Regions from separate parts of the Homo sapiens genome. Here regions 2, 3 and 4 are each linked to region 1. Evidence: chromatin loops called from intact Hi-C (ENCODE). Cell type or tissue: dorsolateral prefrontal cortex. All regions are shown on one strand. Region 1 overlaps KCNC3 (potassium voltage-gated channel subfamily C member 3). Region 2 overlaps LOC105372436 (a long non-coding RNA gene). Region 3 overlaps MYH14 (myosin heavy chain 14). Region 4 holds the start of MYH14 (myosin heavy chain 14).

Region 1 (5,000 bases):
CGAGGCGCCCGACCCCGCGGGCGCCGCCAACGCCGCCAACGCCGCAGGCGCCCACGACGGAGGCCTGGACGACGAGGCGGGCGCGGGCGGCGGCGGCCTGGACGGAGCGGGCGGCGAGCTCAAGCGCCTCTGCTTCCAGGACGCGGGCGGCGGCGCCGGGGGGCCGCCAGGGGGCGCGGGCGGCGCGGGCGGCACATGGTGGCGCCGCTGGCAGCCCCGCGTGTGGGCGCTCTTCGAGGACCCCTACTCGTCGCGGGCTGCCAGGGTGAGCGCGCTCTCGGGGCCCCCATCCACCCCACCCCCGCCTCTCCAGGCGCCCCCAGTCTCCCAGGAGCGCCCCAGCTCCAACCCTCCGGGTCCCTCTAGGCTTCTCAGTCTCCTAGAAGCCTCTTCCCCAATCCTGAGTCTCCTGGGCTCCTCCGAACACACCCCCCTCTCGCAGCCATCCCCCAGATCCTCCAAAGACGGATCTCCAACCTTCGGGCTCTTCCAGACCCCTCCAAAGTTCCCCCTCCCCCGCCAAGGCCACCCTAGACGCTTAGACACTTCCTCCAGACCGTGAATCTCCCGTGCTTCTCTGAACAACCCGGTCCCCACCTTTCCTGGGCTCCTCTGAGACCCTCCCCAACCCTCATGTCTCCTGGGCCCCATCAAATCTCTTCTCACTACTCTTGGTCACCGTCCAGCCCTTGGTTTCTTGGACCTTCCCCAGCCCCTCAGAAGACATCCCTTCTCAGCCCTCAAATTCTCCTAGGCCCTGTGAGCCCTGACCCCCACTTTCCCTGCCTTCTCCAGACTCTCTGGGGCCCCCTATTCAACTCTCAGTCTCTCCCAGCACCTCCCCGATTCACCCCGTGGCCCGTCTCCCAGAAGACCTCTCTCTCCAAGTTTGAATCTTCTGATTATTTTTTCCACTCCCTTCCTGCAGTATCTTCTGCTCTCAGAGTCTCAGAAAACTCCCCCACCCCAACCTCACAGCCTTCTGGACCCCTCTAAACCTCCACTTGTTCTTGCCTGGACATTTTCACCTCCCCCTCACTGCAATACTGAGTCTTGGGGCATCTTCTCCGTTGGAACCTCCAGGCCCCCTCTGTGTTCACTCTGTGTTTAACACTCTTCAACCTCCACGCCAACTCCCATCTCAAGGACTTTCCCCATAAAGCTCCAGACTTCCCCCAAGCCTTTCACACTCCTCCTCAGTGCCTCCAGAAGCATCCCATGCCCCCATCATATGCCTTTCCTCTCCAGAACCCTCACATGTCCTCCAGAATTGTTCTTCCTCCTCCATAGATCCTCGCAGCTTCTCCTCTCCATCATTTTAACTGCACAGTGCACTCTCTATCCCTGGGACTCCCCCCATCCAAAGCCCCCACAGCCCGTTTCCTAGTCTAAGTGACTTTCCCTCCTGCTCTAGAACTTTTTCTAACCTCAAACCCTGGGAGGCCCCTCAAGTCATCAGCCCTAAAACTTTCATCTCAAAATAACTTACAATTCTTTCTACCTTGCCCTGGGATTCCTTCCACCTGCCCTCTTCCTTTCTCGAACCTCCCCCCCCGCCGTGCAAAACCCAGAACCTAGCCCCTCAGTCTGTCCCCCTCCATCAAAGTGAACCAAAGAGCCTTCTCTCTCTCTCCAAATTCTAGATTTTCCCCAAAGCTCTCTCCATCGCTCCCAGAAAACTTTCCTCAAGCATCCATAACTTCCTAGGCTAAATGACTACCCTCCCCCTGGGTTCTCTCCTGAACCATTTCCTCCTACTAACTTCCTCCCTGTCCCGGGGACCCCGGAGGGAGAATGTGGTGGAAAAGGGGGGCAGTGCAAAATGGGGGCAATTGGAAATGGGGGAAATAAGAGCGATCCCAAGACCCCCTCCTGGGCTCCTGGGTACCCAAACACAGAGGAGCAGGTCTTGGCCCCCTCCCCCCACCGTGCCGCGTCCTGAGCCGGGAAGGACGCGGAGCCGCAGTGCCGCATTCGCGCCGGGGGAGGGAGCGGGGGGACGCCTGGAGCCACCGCATAAAGTTTGGTCCCCAGAAAGCGCTGAGTTGGCGAGATTTGGGGTTGGATGGGGGGAGGTGGGGAAGAGGAGGTGCGGAAGGGACATGGCCCTGGATGCCCCCTCAAGACACTGAGCGGCTCCTTCCCCCATGGCCGGGGCGCCCTTCTCTCCTGTGACCCCATTGAAGGGTGCTGAGATGAGGAGCGGGATGAAGTTAGAGTTCTTCTGTGATGGTCAGGCTAGGTGTTCGGGACAGCTACGGGAGATACTCATTTACTCCGCCAATGTGTTTTGGGTGTCCAAGGTGTGCCGAGCCCTTTCCAGCCTCCCAGTGATATGGCTTGAGAGAGTTGGGAGCTGAGGCCAAAGCAAAGTGGAGGGTCCGACCCTACAGCCCCCTGCCCCCGCCCCCTTCCTCGTAATCACTCCTTTCCTTCTTACAGAGACTCCATGCCCTCCTACCCCTTCTGCTTTTGACACACTCTGGAGTAAGGGGTTAAACCAGCCCGACGCCGTCCAGCCTCTGCAGCTGCGCACTGCGGCGGGTGCCCACCTTTCCCTGTGCCCTGGGAGGGAAGGAGTTAATTAGACTCTTGGCCCTTGGCCTCCCGCCGGAAAGCAGCAACACTGCGGCTGCGCGTTGAATAGGCTCCGGCCCGGAAGGGGTTAAGACGGCCCCTAGCCGCTGCGGCTGCGCACTGCGGCGGGGGAGCTGTCCGCGGTACTGGCCGCCGTGCGCCCCGCCCCCCGGCCCGGCTGGCCCGCCCCCACTGCGGTGCCGCAGCTAGCGCCGCGCGCCCGGCTCGGAGGGGGCGGGGAACTAGGCATGCGCTCTGCGAAGGCCTCTGGCCTCTTAAACCACTGCAGAGAAGCGAAGGTGGGGGTGGGGGGGGAGTTCAGAGAGGACCTGCGCCGGCCCCCAGCCCACCCCAACGTCCAGGGTCCTCTCTGTGGCCCCGAAACTCTCCACCCACTACTTCCCAGCTCTGCACCTCAGTGAAGTCAAGCCCAGAGCCCAACCCCTGTGGAGGAAGGGGGGTGCACAGAGGGACAGTGCTGGCCCTTGGCCCACCCCAAAGTCCAAGGTCCTCTCTGTGGTCCAGCAGTGGCCTCCCCGTGCTCTGTGCCCCTGATTAATAGCAAAACTCCCCATGCCCTCCCTCCTCCACTACCCGCAGGATTAAAACCCTCTCTTTACTATAACACCTGTCTTCCTTCCCTCTCCAATGCACTCCTCTCCCCTCCCACCCCTCTGCATATCTGATAAAGCCCATGACATCTCTAGGGGCCTGGCCCATTGCTTTCCTTCTCCAAGACCCTGACCCCACTCCCTCCTCTTCTAGGCCTTCATCAAAACCCACATCACTGTGTGGCAGGACTCTGGTTATCCCCCATCTTGAAATGGCTCAGGACCCTTCACCCCTCATTCTCTGCCCCTTTGGCAAATGCCCTAACTTCTCTTTGGCCCTGGCTCTGCCTTTTCCCACAATGTCCAGGCCAGTGACTCTCCTTCCTCTTCAGGGCCCTAAACCCTGCCTGACTCTCCTCTTTTATCTCCTCTTCCATTTTTGCAGGCTTAACCCTTCAACCCCTCCTCCCTTAAGGGCCCGGACCCCCACCTCCCCTCTGTGGCACCACCACTGCCCTGTCCTCTCTGGGTGAGGCCTTGACCTTGCCCCCCAACTAACTGCTGCCTGCATACCCTAACAACAGCTCAGGTCTTCTTACTGTGTTCCAGGCACTGCTCCAAGCACTGTGTTTGGAGCCAAGTCCTTCGTACGCTCATCTAATTTAATCCTCACAACAATCCCACTACAAACTTCTGGTTCAGAAAGCTCAGTCTCCTTGCCCAGTTTTGACAGGTTAAAAGCCAGATTCATGCCCAGGCTCGCCGACTCTTAACCACCTCACGATTCTGCCTCCCTGCCCGCCTTCTCCCTTCCCGTCTGCCCAGCTCCAAGCTGAGCCCTAAAGCCTCCGAGACACACAGGATGTGTGATCTTAGGCCTGGCGGCTCCCGTCCCACAGCAGAACCCGTGGACCCTGCTGGGGGGCCCTGAAATAGGACACAGGGAACAGGAGGGTGGGGGGAGGTGGTCTAGGAAACAGCAAGGGGCCAGAAATGTTTCCAAGGAAAGAAGCTGCCCATCTGCTGCGTCTGCTGGGGCCAGCTCTTCTCCAACTGCCTCTGTTCCTTTCTCTCCCTTTTTGCTAGCTTTAGAGGGGAGAATGGGATTCTGGAAGTGATGGAGCCACAGGGCTGAGACACCTGGATTTTGCCCAGAGTTTGGGCCCAGGAGGCTGGGGAAGGGGGCACTGGAAGGGTCTTCTGGATGTTATGGCCAACCTGATGCCTAGGTCACCTCTCCCCCTCTCTCTCCCTCCCTGCCCTGCAGTATGTGGCCTTCGCCTCCCTCTTCTTCATCCTCATCTCCATCACCACCTTCTGCCTGGAAACCCATGAGGGCTTCATCCATATTAGCAACAAGACGGTGACCCAGGCCTCCCCGATCCCCGGGGCACCTCCGGAGAACATCACCAACGTGGAGGTGGAGACGGAGCCCTTCCTGACCTACGTGGAGGGGGTGTGCGTGGTCTGGTTCACCTTCGAGTTCCTCATGCGCATCACCTTCTGCCCAGACAAGGTGGAGTTTCTTAAAAGCAGCCTCAACATCATCGACTGTGTGGCCATCCTGCCCTTCTATCTCGAGGTGGGCCTCTCGGGCCTCAGCTCCAAGGCCGCCAAAGACGTGCTGGGCTTCCTGCGGGTGGTCCGCTTCGTCCGCATCCTGCGCATCTTCAAGCTGACCCGGCACTTCGTGGGGCTGCGCGTGCTGGGACACACGCTCCGCGCCAGCACCAACGAGTTCCTGCTGCTCATCATCTTCCTGGCCCTGGGGGTGCTCATCTTCGCCACCATGATTTACTACGCTGAGCGCATTGGCGCCGACCCCGATGACATCCTGGGCTCCAACCACACCTACTTCAAGAACATCCCCAT
Region 2 (5,000 bases), 180 kb after region 1:
AAAAAAACACCTCATGCACTAGTTTCAGCATTCAGGTGTGTGTGTTCTGTGTAGCCGGGGATGTGTATGGCTTCTCGCCTGGGAAATGTGTGTGAGGTGCTGCATCTTTTCATTCTGTGGACTGTATTAGTTTCCCATGGTGCTGTAACAAATTGCCACACACTTAAAATGACACAATTTTATTATATTACAATCCTGGAGGCCAGAAGTTGGAAGCGGGATTCAAAGGGATCAAGGGGTCAGCACGGCCATGCTCCCTCCAGAGGCTCCAGGGATGGATCTGTTTCGCTGCCTCGTTGCCAGTTTCCAGGGGCCTGCTTTCCTTGGCTTGTAGCCCTTTCCTCTGTCATCAAAGCCAGCAGTGTAGCGTCCTCTCTCTCAGCCTCTGCTGCTCTCTGCTTCTGGTGCATGGCCTTCTTCTGCCCTGTGTCAGACTCTCCTCTGCCCCCTCTTATAAGGACACTTGTGAAGGCATTTAGTGCCCGCCCAGATAATCCAGGATAATTCCCCCCATCTAAAGATCCTTCACTTAATCCCTTCCGCAAAGTCTCTTTTCCATATAAGATAAGATCTGTAGGTTCCAGGGATATCTCTGGGGGCTGTTATACAGCCTGTCTACCCCACCAGGCAGGAAGTCCCAGTTTATGGAATAAAGTTTTAAGAATCTTTGCCAAGGCTGGGTGTGGTGGCTCATGCCTGTAATCCCAGCACTTTGGGAGGCCGAGGTGGGAGGATTGCTTGAGCCCAGGAGTACGCGACCAGCCTGGGCAACATAGAGAGACCCTGTCTGTATTATTAAAAAATAATAAATTATATAAATAAATAAGAACCCCTGGCCCAGGCACAGTGGCTCAGGCCTAAAATCCCAGCAATTTTGGAGCCCGAGGTGGGTAGATCACCTGAGGTCAGGAGTTCGAGACCAGCCTTGCCAACATGGTGAAACCCCATCTCTACTAAAAATGTAAATATTAGCCAGGCATGGTGGCAGGTGCTTGTAATCCCAGCTATTCAGGAAGCTGAGGCAAGAGAATTGCTTGATCCTGGGAGGCGGAGGTTGCAGTGAGCCGAGATGGCGCCACTGCACTCCAGCCAGCCTGGGACACTGAGTGAGAATCCATCTAAAAAAAAAAAAAACAATATATATATATATATATATAAAAGATAGGGGTGGCCCTGTGGCTAGACTTCTCTGAAACTTTTTGTCTCCATGAACTTGAGCAAGTCTTGACCTCTTGTGCCTCAATGTCCTCATCTAGGGGTAACCATCGTTCCCACGTCCGAGAGCTGTTGTGTCGGGGAGGTGAGACAGCCTCATGGTTGCTGGCTGTTGTCACTGGTATGGAATGGGGGCCTCAGGTGGCCTGTCCTGGGACTTTGCTTTGACTCTTAGGGGACCATGGCCCCTTCCGTGACCAGGAGTCTTGGGGAAAGCATCTGTCTGTCAGGGTCACAAATGACCCTTTTTCTGCTGTGGTCTCCTCCTCCAGCTCTTCGGGCCCTGGCGTGAACCCTTCTCCCAGAGGCACATGCCCAGAACCCAGCAATGGCCAATGGGACCTTGATGGCCGAGGGCCAGGTGAGTCTGGGCTTCCTCTTCCCCAGGATAACTTTGTGGACTCCAGTGGGCCCTCTTCATCCCTGTGCATGATCTCAAGGTCTCCTGACTCTTCCAATACTGGGAAAGGGGGTATGAGGAGAGGGGAGCCGGGCAGTGCCCAGGGGCAGGAGGCAGAGGCAGAATGCTCTGAGCTGGGACCATGTCGCGCAGTCTAAACATTTTTCATCGAACACTGCAGCCTTTCAGTTACCAGGCAAAGTGGGCAATGGATGGTTTTGCTTCATCCCTGAGCCTCATCTCTGGAGTCAGGAATGGGGGTGAGGATCAGGGATGGGGTCTGGGATAGAATGGGACTTGCGAATATCTCCTGCACAAAACGGCTTGACGGATTTTTCTTTAAGTGTTTCTTAGGCTGAGCGCGGTGGCTCATGCCTGTAATCCCAGCACTTTGGGAGGCTGAGGCAGGCGGATCACGAGGTCAGATCGAGACCATCCTGGCTAATACGTTGAAACCCCGTCTCTACTAAAAATACAAAAAATTAGCCGGGCGTGGTGGCGGGCGCCTGTGGTCCCAGCTACTCGGGAGGCTGAGGCAGGAGAATGGCGTGAACCCGGGAGGTGGAGCTTGCAGTGAGCCGAGATTGCGCCACTGCACTCCAGCCTGGGGGATAGAGCGAGACTCCATCTCAAAAAAAAAGCATTTTTTAGGGCTGTCACTTAGAGCTGTGCAGGTTATGCACTGCACAAGTGTGCCTCATCCCAGGCAGGACTCCCACCTTATACCTCATACATTGGTGGCAGTTTGCAGGCAGTTTGATAAACTGTCATATACTAAATTAATTGGTATATTACAATGACTTCCCAACAGATGGCAGTAAAGAGTCATGTGAAAGGGCTCCTTGTTCTACTTTCTACCAAGGTGCCTATGGGCGAGTTTCTGCCTTAGATAGGTTCCCATAGGCCAGTTGGATTCAGGCATCCCAATTCTGCACAATCAGAATGTTCCAGCCCAGGGGGCTGTTGTGGGCTCTTGACCCCTGACACTTCTGCCCCCAAGTTCCAGAAGGACGTGCCACTCCACAGAATGAAACTGGCCCTTGCAGGAATCAGTGACCTTCAAGGATGTGGCGGTGGACTTCACCCTGGAGGAGTGGGGCTGGCTGGAGCCTGGCCAGAGGGAGCTGTATTCACCCAGTACCAAATGTAAATGTGTGCCCCAAATGCAGCAATCAAGATAAAAGAATATTTAATGCAATATTGGCCAGGCGCGGTGGTTCACGCCTGTAATCCCAGCACTTTGGGAGCCCAAGGTGGGTGGATCACTTGAGGTCGGAAGTTTGAGACCAGCCTGGCCAACATGGCGAAACCCTGTCTCTACAAAAAAAATAAAAATAAAAAATAAAATTAGGGTGAGGTGGCACACGCCTGTAGTTCCAGCTACTTGGGAGGCTGAAGCAGGAGAATCACTTGAACTCAGGGAGACTCTGCACTCCAGCCTGGGTGACAGAGTGACAATAATAACAATAACAATAATAATGCAACATTTTTTAAAAATCAAAATCAATGCAAAAAAAATCAATGATGAACAAAATATCAAATTTTTTAAAAAGGCCAGTCTCATGCCACATCAGACTGCTATTTCAAAGGAAATGTATGTGCCCCCATATACTTGCTTTTTTTTTTTTTAAGGAGAGGGGTTCTTGCTCCATTGCCCAGGCTGGAGTGTGGTGGTGAGATCATAGCTCACTGCAGTAACAAACTCCTGGGCTCAAGGGATCCTCCTGCCTCAGCCTCCTGAGTAGCTGGGACTACAAGCACACACTACCATGCCTAGCTAATTCCTAAATTATTTTTGTAGAGACAGGCTCTCCCCATGTTGCTCAGGCTAGTCTTAAACTCCCAGGCTCAAGTGATCCACCCACCTTGGCCTCCCAAAGGCCTGTGCTGGGATTACAGGCATGAGCCACTGTGCCCTGCGCAAGTTTTTATATATTTTTTCTAAATTTATTTTTCCTGGAATGCTAAACTAGTTGAAAAATACTGAAAAATGAAGTAAATGTGTTGAAATTCACAACATTATTTTACATTTAAATCTTTCATATATACCCTAGACAGAATTTGAATAATTTGACTTTCTTGGCTTTTAATGGAGGCAAATCTGTCATTAACACTTTCTTTTTTTTTTTTAATCATTCTTGGGTGTTTCTCGCAGAGGGGGATTTGGCAGGGTCATAGGACAATAGTGGAGGGAAGGTCAGCAGATAAACAAGTGAACAAAGGTCTCTGGTTTTCCTAGGCAGAGGACCCTGTGGCCTTCCGCAGTGTTTGTGTCCCTGGGAACTTGCGATTAGGGAGTGGTGATGACTCTTAAGGAGCATGCTGCCTTCAAGCATCTGTTTAACAAAGCACATCTTGCTCCGCCCTTAATCCATTTAACCCTGAGTGGACACAGCACATGTTTGAGAGAGCACACGGTTGGGGGTAAGGTCACAGATCAACAGGATCCCAAGGCAGAAGAATTTTTCTTAGTACAGAACAAAATGAAAAGTCTCCCATGTCTACTTCTTTCTACACAGACACGGCAACCATGCGATTTCTTAATCTTTTCCCCACCTTTCCCCCCTTTCTATTCCACAAAACCGCCATTGTCATCATGGCCCGTTCTCAATGAGCTGTTGGGTACACCTCCCAGACGGGGTGGTGGCCGGGCAGAGGGGCCCCTCACTTCCCAGTAGGGGCGGCCAGGCAGAGGCGCCCCTCACCTCCCGGACGGGGCGGCTGGACGGGCAGGGGGCTGACCCCCCCACCTCCCTCCCGGACGGGGCGGCTGGCCGGGCGGGGGGCTGACCACCCCCCCCCCACCTCCCTCCCGGACGGGGTGGCTGCCGGGCGGAGACGCTCCTCACTTCCCAGATGGGGTGGCTGCCGGGCGGAGGGGCTCCTCACTTCTCAGACGGGGCGGCTGCCGGGCAGAGGGGCTCCTCACTTCTCAGACGGGGCGGCTGGGCAGAGACGCTCCTCACCTCCCAGACAGGGTCGCGGCCGGGCAGAGGCGCTCCTCACTTCCTAGATGGGATGGCGGCCGGGCAGAGACGCTCCTCACTTTCCAGACTGGGCAGCCAGGCAGAGGGATTCCTCACATCCCAGACGATGGGCGGCCAGGCAGAGACGCTCCTCACTTCCCAGACGGGGTGGCGGCCGGGCAGAGGCTGCAATCTCGGCACTTTGGGAGGCCAAGGCAGGCGGCTGGGAGGTGGAGGTTGTAGCGAGCCGAGATCACGCCACTGCACTCCAGCCTGGGCACCATTGAGCACTGAGTGAACGAGACTCCATCTGCAATCCCCGCACCTGGGGAGGCCGAGGCTGGCGGATCACTCGCAGTTAGGAGCTGGAGACCAGCCCGGCCAACACAGCGAAACCCCGTCTCCACCAAAAAAATACG
Region 3 (5,000 bases), 74 kb after region 1:
GGGCAGCAGATTTTCAGCCGGGAGATGATTCTCGTAGCATAATCTGGTTCTGTTCCTGAACATCAAACTCTGCTTTCCAATCTCCTTGTGTAAATACTATATGAGACATAAAAATAAAATCTATCTTTCTAGCATGAGCTCACAAGATCAAGACCCTCCATGCTGTTTTGCTCTGTGAGTGTGTTTTGGGAACCACTCACCTTGCTCATTTTGTTTTCTTTTTTTTTCCTTTTTTTTTTTTTTTGAGACAGAGTTTCACTCTTGTTGCCCAGGCTGGAGTGCAATGGCACGATCTCGGCTCACCACAACCTCCACCTCCCGGGTTCAAGCGATTCCCCTGCCTCAGCCCCCCGAGTAGCTGGGATTACAGGCATGTGCCACCACGCCCAGCTAATTTTGTATTTTTAGTAGAGATGAGGTTTCTCCATGTTGGTCAGGCTGGTCTCAAACTCCCGACCTCAGGTGACCCGTCCACCTTGGCCTCCCAAAGTGCTGGGATTACAGGCGTGAGCCACCGCGCCTGGCCGCTCATTTTGTTTTCTTGCCAAATTGCATGGACTGGTATTTCTACAGCTACCTTTTCATGTCAATAAAAGATTAAGGCAAACTGACAAATGCCAGAAACTTGGAACCTGGAAAAAACAGGATGCCAGTTCTGCCAGCTTTCTAAAACCATTTCTCAAACCTCCTCTAAGGATGGGGGGGCAGGGGCAGTGGCAGAAAAGGCTTGGAAAAGGTCAGAGTCCTACCACAGGGCATTTGGCATCTCTGCCTATGACCCCTAGAAGTGTCAATCCAAAAAGACAGTCACACTCATGGGGGCCTTTTGGGGGCAGGAAAGCCCTCCAAAACTGTATCTCAGTCTGTTTTTTCTTTCTTCTTCCCTGGGGGCGTGAAGGGAACTTTGTAAGAAAACAAAGAAAGCAAAGCCTAAAAGTTGACTGACCTGCAAAAGATCATCATTCTGTGTTCTCTTATTGTTATAAATTATTTCTCAGTAGAATTTTTTTTTTTTTTTTGGGACAGAGTCTCACACTGTCACCCAGGCTGGATTGCAGTGACACAATCTTGGCTCACTGAAACCTCTACCTCCCAGATTCAAGCGATTCTCCTGCCTCAGCCTCCCTAGTAGCTGAGACTACAGGCATGCACCAGGACATCTGGCTAATTGTTGTACTTTTAGTAGAGACAGGGTTTCACCATGTTGGCCAGGCTGGTCTTGAACTCCTGACCTCAAGTGATCCGCCCACCTTGGCCTCCCAAAAGTGCTGGGATTACAGGTGTGAGCCACCATGCCCAGCCAAATCTCCTAATTGTTTAGGGAACACAGGCCATCTAAAAATAATAAGTTTACTTCTTCCTGTTCGATATTCATACTTTTTCTGGTCTGATTGCATAGGCTAGTATTGCTAAAAAAACGATGTTTAACAGTAGTGTTAGTGGGTATCTTTGCCACGTTTCTGATTAAGGCGGAGTGCTTTATCCTTGAGAAGGATGCTGGCTTATCAATCAAATCAATAGTCAATCAATTAATCTATGGATCCATCCATCACTGATTTGAAATACTATTTGTGACACTGGCTATTCTGGGTCTGAGCAGAAAACTCAGGTTCAGACCTCCGCCTCTGAAACAAAGGTGCTCACGCTGTGGATTTGGAGAATGGCCGCACAGACCCCTAGAGCCGGGGTGGGGGAAGTGGGTCCTCACCGTCTTTCCAGATCTCTGCCGTCAGCCGGTCTGTGCTCTGGTGGAGCAAGGCTGCGACGTTGTCATTCAGAGGGTCCATGTTTTTCATCAGCCACTCGTTGGCCTTGTAGTCGACCTGAATGAAGTCAGGTAGAGGAGGGCGATGACTTGCAGGCTCAGACATTCTCTGGATTTCCTAAGGAGCCTTCCAGAAGCTCTGAGACTCCCAGGTCTGGAGCTCACCATGGACAAGCGAGCACTGGTGCCACCTTGTGTCCATATTCTGAACTGCACCCCACCAGCATGGTCCCCTCTCTCTCCTTCCCCTCTATGCCCCCTGCCACCTCTGTGACCTCCACCACCACCACTTTCTTCCTATTCATTCCGCTCCAGCCACCCTGGCCTCCGCACTGTTCCTCAAACATGCGAGCTTACTCCCACCTCGGGGTTTTACCCCTGCGGTTCCTGCCACCTGGGGTTCTGTCTCTGTGGGTTTCACACCACTGGCTCCTTCTGGGTACTCAGGGCTTTGCTGTGGGGCTCCATAGAGTCACGATCTTGGCCGCTACAATTCTCTGCATATGTGCCCCCCACCAGACAGCGGTCCCCCGAGGGCAGGGCCCAGGTCTGACTCACGGCCTAGCAGAGGGCTGGGTACAGGGGGAGTTCTGGAGTATGTCTGGGGAAGAAACTGAGGGCTAGACACAGAACACATGGAATCTCCTGCCTCCCAGCCATTGTCTATGCTGTTCCCTCTGCCTGGAGAGCCCTTCCCACCCTTCACCCATCCTCTGGGGCTGCCTGGTCCACATCATCAAAACCAGGGGTCAGCAAACTATGGCTCACAGGCAAAATCCAGCCTGCCACCTCTTTTTGCAAATACTTTCACTGGAATAGGGCTGGGCGCGGTGGCTCACACCTGTAATCCCAGCACTTTGGGAGGCCTATGCGGGTGGATCAACTGAGGTCAGGAGTTCGAGAGCAGCCTGGCCAACATGGTGAAACCCTGTCTCTACTAAAAATACAAAAATTAGCCAGGCATGGTGGCAGGTGCCTGTAATCCCAGCTACTGGGGAGGCTGAGGCAGAAGAATTGCTTGAACCTAGGAGGCGGAGATTGCAGTGAGCCGAGATCGTGCCACTGCACTCCAGCCTGGGTAACAGAGGGAGACTCTGTCTCAAATAAAAAAAAATACATATATATATGTGTGTGTGTGTGTGTGTGTGTGTGTGTGTGTGTGTGTGTGTGTGTGTAGTGTGTATATATATATGTGTGTATATATATATGTGTGTATATATATATGTGTATATATATATAGGAATAGAACCTTCATTTATGTCTTCATAGTCAAACTCATGGGGGCCCTTCTGGGGGCAAGAGAGCCCTCGAAACTGTTTCTCAGTCTGTTTTTCCTTTCTTTTTCCCTGGGGGCTTGAAGATACTTATGTATTATCTGTGGCTCTTTTTGTGTGACCACAGCAGAATTGTGTAGCTGTGACAGAGATCGTCTGGCCCACAAAGCTGAAACTATTTACTATCGGACCCTTTACAGAAAATGTTTGCCGGCCCTTGACTGAGATTTGAGATTGAGCATATTCTCTTCTGTGAAGCTTTCCCAGGTACTTCTCTTCTGGGCTCTGACACTACCCTCAGCTGCCTCCACTGAAAGACCTATTAACCTTATATCCTGATCGTCTGTATTTGCCTCCCTCCCAGATAGGGATCTTTGTGAGGACAGAAACCATGTTTGATCTGTGTATCCAGCTTTGCTCGGCCCCGAGCTGGGCACACAAATGGCACCCCGCACATATCTGCTGAATAAGTGGATAAAATGCACATAGATCGCCTCCTGATGAACTCCTACCCATCCCTCAAAACCCACTGCAAATATCACCTCTTTGAGGAAGTTTTTGGTGATCCCATCAGACAGAATCCTTGCTCCTCCCTGGGCTCTCCTAGCCCCTGCTCTGTTTGTCTGGACCTCAGGAGGACCCTGTTTTCCCTCTGCACCCTCCCCCCATCTGTAGCCAGTGGAGATCCCTTGATCCCCACTCCCACATGCCCCAAGGCCGGCCCCAGCCCCTACCTTGCCCGCGTAGTGGAGAACACTGAAGTCGGCCTGATCCCGCAGGTGCCTCGGCCGCTGGAACTTGGGGTGGCCGCCCTGCTCCTGGGCTACCTTCTCCACAAACGACTTGTCTGTGGCCTTCGGGAACCAGCACTCCTCATCCAGCAGGGCCAGGAGTCCAGGGGGGTTGGCCTGGCCATTGACAGCAGGGGGAGAGTAAGTCAGATCCCCACATATTGGACACTCAGGTGGCTGCTGATTTTTAGCTCTTATAAGTCACACTTGGACATAAAAACAAACGTGAGATGCCAGGCACGGTGGCTCACGCCTGTAATCCCAGCACTTTGGGAGGCCGAGGCGGGTAGATCACGAGGTCAGGAGATCGAGACCATCCTGGCTAACACAGTGAAACCCCCGACTCTACTAAAAATACAAAAAATTAGCCGGGCGTGGTGGCGGGCACCTGTAGTCCCAGCTACTCGGGAGGCTGAGGCAGGAGAATGGCGTGAACCCAGGGGGCGAAGCTTGCAGTAAGCAGAGATCGCGCCGCTGCACTCCAGCCTGGGCGATAGAGCGAGACTCCGTCTCAAGAAAAAAACAAAACAAAACAAAACAAACAAACAAAAAACAAACGTGAGAACAACAGTTACGGTGAGAGCTCTGATTAACCGATTGATTTGAGCCGGGCCCTGTGGCAGGCACATTCTGGGCCCTAATCACCTATGGTCACAAAAGATCGAGGAAGCAGGTGCTGTCACCTTCCCCACAGAACCCATGGGGCATCCTGAGGCCCAGCAGAGGAGGAGCTAGACCCTGGTCTCGCAGATGCTGGGAGAGACGGATCTGAACCGTGAGTGTGGGCTGGGAGGGGCCTGGGGCTCACCGGCCGCTCGATGAGGTCGATGCAGGGCTGCAGGTCGAGGCCAAAGTCGAGGAAGGTCCAGGGGATGCCCTCACGCTGGTACTCCTCCTGCTCCAGCACGAACATGGTGTGGTTGAAGAGCTGCTGCAGCTTCTCGTTGGTGTAGTTGATGCAGAGCTGCTCGAAGGAGTTCAGCTGCAGGGACGCAGGACACGTGAGCTGGGAGGATGGAGAGGGACAGAGACCCAGAGACAGGGGACAGAGACCCAGAGACAGGGGACAGAGATGCATCGAGAGGGGACAGAGACCCAGAGAGAGGGGGACAGAGACCCAGAGAGAGGGGGACAGAGACCCAGAGACAGGGGACAGAGCCAGAGACAGGG
Region 4 (5,000 bases), 120 kb after region 1:
CTCCTCCCTGGAGCCAAGAGTCCAAGCCCCCAGCCCTTTCCTTCCCCAGGCTGAGGAGTCCGAGCTCCCAGCCTCCTCCTCTCCCAGGACCCAGGAGTCTGAGCCCCCAGCCCCCTCCTCCTATGGATTGGGAAGTGCAGGCCCCCTCACCTCACTGCAGCCGGGCTAGAGGTGAGGATGCTGAGTTCTGAAGATGGATCACAGCCCTGATGGGGCGGGCAGGGCCTGCAGGCCTTGGCTCCAAGTGGCCGAGCCTCTCTGACTGCCCTACCCTTCCTCAACCAGCAGGAACACTCTGCCAGGGCTAATTACTGTCACCTGGGCAGGTGAAAGCACCTGCCCTGGGAGGGGCCGAGACTGCTGGGCTTGAAAAAGAAAAGCAGCCAGGGATCCGCCCTGGGGCAGAGGTTGGGGCCCTTGGCATCCAGCCGTCTGACCCTGGCTTCTAGCGCTGGGTTTCCGGAGTCCCAGTACTCAATGCCCTCCTGTCTCAGACCCAGGAGTTCAGGCCCCCAGCCCCTGCTCCTACAGACCCCAGAATCCGGGCTTGCAGCCCCCTCCTCCCCTAAGACCCCAGCTCTGCAGTCCTGGCCCCAGTCCTTTCCTCCCCCAGGACCCAGAAGTTCGGGCTCGCGGCGCAGTCCTTCCTCAGACCTGGGACAGCCGGCCCCCAAGGCCCCTTCTCAGATCCAGGAGTCTGAGAGCCCCGTACCCATTCCCCTGGACCCAAGCGCCTGTGTCGCCGCCCCCTCAACTCGCAGATCCTCGGGGCTACCTGGGGGCGCCGACCGGAGCGGGGAGATGGGGTGAGGGCGCGGGAATCCCCGTTCTCTTCAGGTGCAGCGACCTCCGCGGTCCAGCGCAGGGCGGGGCCCCGTCGCGTCACAGGGCGGGAGCCCGGCTCTGATGTCACCCAGCACCTGCCCGGCTGGGAACGGGGCGGGCCTGGAGCTTCAGGGCCTCTGACGGGGGCCGGGGGAAGGCGGGGGTTGAGCCTGTTGCCAGGTGGGCGGCGGCGGCGGCGGCGCCAGGGGCTCCTCCCCCTTATGGAGGGCAAAGGTCGAGGGCCCGCCGCGGAGAAGGCTGAGGATTCCCGGGATTCAAACCCCGCTGGAGCTTCCTGGGCCTCAGCTTTCCCTGCTGTGCATTGCGGCCAGTGAAATTAATAAAACGACGTTCAGAAAGTTCCCCAGCCCAGTGCTTCATCATTAATCTCCCTGAGCCTCAGTTTCCCAACTGCGGGAAGGGAACAACAAAATCTATAGACAGTAAGAGTACCAAAGAAGAGGACAATGGTATTCTGTCCTGAGCTTCAGTCTCGGGAGTGAAATAAAGACTACATGGTGATAAGAGTACCTACTATGTGTCGGGTATTTTCTCCTCTTAGAACAGCTCTTTGAGATCATAAAATGATTTAAAAAAAAAAAAAGAGGGAGAGACAGGGTCTCTCTCTGTTGCCCAGCTTGGAGTGCAATGCCACGATCATGGCTCACTGCAGCCTTGACCTCCTGGGCTCAACCGATCCTCCCTGCTCAGCCTCCCGAGTAGCTGGGACAGCAGGGTCACGCCACCACGCCCGGCTAACTCTTTTACTTTTTGTAGAGACGAAGTCTCGCTGTGTTGCCCAAGCTGGTCTCGAACTCCTGGGCTCAAGCGATTCTTTCGCTTCCACCTCCCAAAGTGCTGGGATTACAGGCCTGAGCCACTGCGCCCGGCCTAGAATAACCTCAACAACCAATGACATAGGGGTGATCAGCATGTCCATTTCTCTGATGTGGAAACTGAGGCAGGAAGGGTCAAAGTAAGGCACTCAAGATCACACAGCGTAAGAGGGAGGTCTGGAATTCAAGCCTATACCGTTTTCTGCCATTCTAAAGGAGGGGGTCTGGAAAGAACTTGTAGCAGGTCCCTAAAGACATGAATTTCTGCGTCCCAGTTGGTGATTACTACCAACCTGCTTCCCCATCTATGCCACAGGGACCACCGCTTTCCTTAGGGGACTCCTGTGGGACTGAAAAGGTTAAAGGACCCAGCACACAGTTGGTCTCTGGAGTGTTCTTCTCCACCAGGTCCCCCTGCAGTCACCAATTCGGCCCAGTCTCAGCCTTCCCCTCTCTGTATAATGGGTACAATATAACTCACCTCGAGTCAACACGATAAGGAAAGGAAATTATTTAGTTATAAAAAATAAAAGCGTCCAAGTACATCATAGGTTCTCAAATATGTCCTTCCCTACCCCTCCGCCTCTTCCAGTCACGACCCCTCTCTCTGGCCTCCGATTCTGACACGTGAGAACAGAGACATGTCATGCTGGGGGCGGGGGACTGGAGGCGATGACTCAGGTATTAAAGCGGCCGAGGTTCCAAAGACAGCCTCAGTTTCCCCTTCTGCGGAACAGGCCCGGGGCTGACAACGAGGACCCCGACCGGGCCTCGCACACGGCGGCAACTGGAGTTGGGGGAGTGTAGACGTCCCGCCCCCCCACCTCCCTCGCCGCCGTCCCGCTGCGCGCCCAAGGTGAGTGTCCGCGTCACCTCCCCGCCGTCCCCGGCCGCCTGCCCGGGCTCCCGGGCCCCGATCGCAGCCCCCAGGCTCCAGCTTCCCCTGGCTCAGTCCCGTTCCGCCGCCCCCGGAGGGCTGCCGGCCCCGGGCACTCACCGGCTTCCAGGGCCGTCCCGAGGCTTCGGCCTGGGGAGAAAGAGGGGCGTGTCCGCCAGGACAGCCCCGCCCCCAAGAGAGCAGCAGAGGCCAATCGGCGCCCGCTGCGGCAAGCTACGGCCCCGCCCCTGGGGGACGGGAGCCGCCAATCAAAAAGAGCGGCTGGCGGGCTGGGCCAATCAGAAGTTGTCGAAGGGTGCCAGCCGTGGGAAAAGAACGCGGCCCGGGCGCGGAGCTAGGCGGCGCGGTCGGGGGTGGAAGCCGAGGCCTGATGGGCACGGGGCGCCACCAATAGCGAGGCGCGGGGGGCGGCCGGGGGCGGGAGGCCCAAGGGGCCAGGGTGAATGGGCCGCTTTGTGCGCAAGGCATGAATGGGGGCCTTTGTAAGGGCCGGCGTGGGGGGGCCGACCGAAGGCCGGAATGCCTGGGTCCCCCGGGACCCGGCGGGCAGGAGAGACAGGAGACAGAATTCACTTTTGTCGAACGTAGACCATGTACCAGGCACCCTCCCAGGCTCTCACCCACCGGGGAGGTGTGGGCCGTGATACTATCGGAATAACAATGATCGTTTATCAAGCACTTCGATGTAGACCGGGAGCTGTGCTAAGCGCCTTACCTGCATGATCTCATTTAATCCTTACAACGAAGCCCTTGAAATTGGTGCTATTAAGATCTTCATCTTCTAGATGAGGTAACCCCAAGCTTAGAAAGAGGGTGTTAATTGCAGAAAGTCACAGAGCTGGCCGATGGCAGAGCAAGGACTCAGATCCAACCAGAAGTTGTGCTTTTAACCGCCATGCTATGCCCAAACGTGGTAATGATTCCCCATTTACAATTTACAGATGGGAAAACTGAGGCTCAGGAGAGCCAAAAGACTTCCCAAGGTTGGAAGGGTGCCGTGGCTCACACCTGTAATCCCAACACTTTGGGAGGCCAGGGTGGGAGGATCACTTGAGCCCAGGAGGTCAAGACCAGCCTGGGCAACATAGGCCCCATCTCTATTTAAAAGGAAAATAAAAAGAGCCAAGGGCACAAAGGAATGGCTCCACTGAACCCAAGGAGGCCTGCCAGCTTGGCTCGGCTGCTCAGCAGCTGTGTGGGCTCAGGCCAGTTGCTGGACTTTTTTGAGATTCCATTTATTTCTGCACTCGTAAAATGGGAGTGATGGACTGTCTGCCTTCACCCTTGCTCTCCCTACAGTCTACTCTATTCAGATGGGGCCTTTCCTCTGTTCAGAGCCTTCCATGGCTCCCATTTCACTCAGTAAAAGTCTAAGAACTCACCATGGCCAATGAGGTCCTGCGGGATGTGGCTGGCCCTTTTGCTCTCTCTGATCTCACCCCCAGGCCCTCCCCTTCATACTGCTCCAGCTACACTGGCTCAATTTCTCAAACCAGGAGGCCTGGTGCTGCCCCAAGGCCTTTGCATTCTCTGTTGGGTCCACCAGGAATGCTCTTCCCCAGGTTTTGCATGACAACCTCTCTCCCACATCATCCGTTCTGCTCCAATATCACCTCTTCCAAGAGGCCTTTCCTGGCCATCCTATATAAGACAGTTCCTCTCATCACTCTCTCTCGTTTAACCCCGCTTTGCTTTTTCTCATAGCACTGGGAGTGTTTGCTAATTTATCTGTTTATCATCTGTCTCCTCACTAGAATTTAAGTCCCACGAGGACAAAGATCTTTATTTTGTTCAGTGCCGAATCCTCAGTGCCTGGCACACAGTAGGTGTTTAATAAGTGTTTGTTGAGTAAATGGTAATGAGTGCTTGTATTGAGTGGATTAAGTGAATTAGTGCCTACAAAGCTCTTAGTACAGTCCTGGCACCAGGGAAAAGGCTGAATAAGAAAGTACTGGCCAGGAGCGGTGGCTCACGCCTCTAATTCCAGCACTTTGGGAAGCTGAGGCAGGCAGATCACTTGAAGTCAGGAGTTCGAGAGCAGCCTGGCCAACATGGTGAAACCCCGTCTCTACTAAAAATACAAAAATTATCCAGGCATAGTGGCCCACGCCTGTAATCCCAGCTTTTCGGGAGGCTGAGGCAGGAGAATCACTGGAACCCAGGAGGCGGAGGTTGCAGTGAGCGGAGATAGCACCACTGCACTCCAGCCTGGGTGGCAGAGTGATTCCATCTCAAAAAAAAAAGAAAGAAAAGAAAAAGAAAATACTGATTATCATGACTATTGCCATTTATTGTCCTACAAACAGCATGCAGGAGAGAAACTATATACATACGAAGTCTAGCGTACGAGCAAGAAGCCAAAGAAATATGAAAGGAAATGTTGGGAGATAAGAGATGGGCAGAAAAGAGACAAGAGAAGCTGGAGTTGGGTGCTGAGGGCA

What was found. A loop is a pair of places that touch in the nucleus more often than their neighbours do. Peaks named below come from ENCODE experiments on the same cell type or tissue, not always from the same donor. Only the 100,000 strongest peaks of a DNase experiment are listed, where the experiment ranks them.
Region 2: a loop joins it to region 1, with 4 times the contacts of the local background. A loop is called at or near these places in 6 of 110 quality-filtered maps.
Region 3: it touches region 1 in a loop (6-fold over the local background); 10 of 110 quality-filtered maps call a loop at or near these places.
Region 4: it touches region 1 in a loop (6-fold over the local background); 5 of 110 quality-filtered maps call a loop at or near these places.

The regions. Positions count from the first base shown.
Region 1 is chr19:50,323,478-50,328,477 of GRCh38, reverse strand. It overlaps KCNC3 (potassium voltage-gated channel subfamily C member 3), which reads left to right. Exons shown (of 5, transcript NM_004977.3): 1 at 1-265; 2 at 4,396-5,000. Among named protein-coding and RNA genes, the nearest start is that of KCNC3, 3.4 kb to the left of the region's middle. RefSeq lists silencers at 149-238, 2,616-2,745, 2,756-2,855 and an enhancer at 1,963-2,484. In dorsolateral prefrontal cortex, a CTCF peak has its summit at 2,725; a DNase peak (open chromatin) is centred at 2,707; H3K4me3 peaks cover 3,848 bases; H3K27ac peaks cover 2,192 bases.
Region 2 is chr19:50,140,603-50,145,602 of GRCh38, reverse strand. It overlaps LOC105372436 (a long non-coding RNA gene), which reads left to right. Exons shown (of 3, transcript XR_936021.4): 2 at 1,488-1,576. Among named protein-coding and RNA genes, the nearest start is that of SNAR-D, 2.8 kb to the right of the region's middle. In dorsolateral prefrontal cortex, CTCF peaks have their summits at 2,225 and 2,426 (motif pointing right); no DNase peak of the experiment used is centred here.
Region 3 is chr19:50,249,462-50,254,461 of GRCh38, reverse strand. MYH14 (myosin heavy chain 14) reads right to left here. Exons shown (of 43, transcript NM_001145809.2): 14 at 4,639-4,812; 15 at 3,774-3,947; 16 at 1,709-1,823. Among named protein-coding and RNA genes, the nearest start is that of MYH14, 48 kb to the right of the region's middle. In dorsolateral prefrontal cortex, CTCF peaks have their summits at 1,772 and 1,971 (motif pointing left); a DNase peak (open chromatin) is centred at 1,965.
Region 4 is chr19:50,201,330-50,206,329 of GRCh38, reverse strand. MYH14 (myosin heavy chain 14) reads right to left here and starts at 2,708. Exons shown (of 43, transcript NM_001145809.2): 1 at 2,659-2,708. LOC124904746 (a long non-coding RNA gene) reads left to right here and starts at 2,354. Exons shown (of 3, transcript XR_007067298.1): 1 at 2,354-2,517. RefSeq lists a silencer at 887-986. In dorsolateral prefrontal cortex, a CTCF peak has its summit at 2,883; DNase peaks (open chromatin) are centred at 979, 2,879 and 3,701; H3K4me3 peaks cover 3,537 bases; H3K27ac peaks cover 3,204 bases; H3K27me3 peaks cover 673 bases.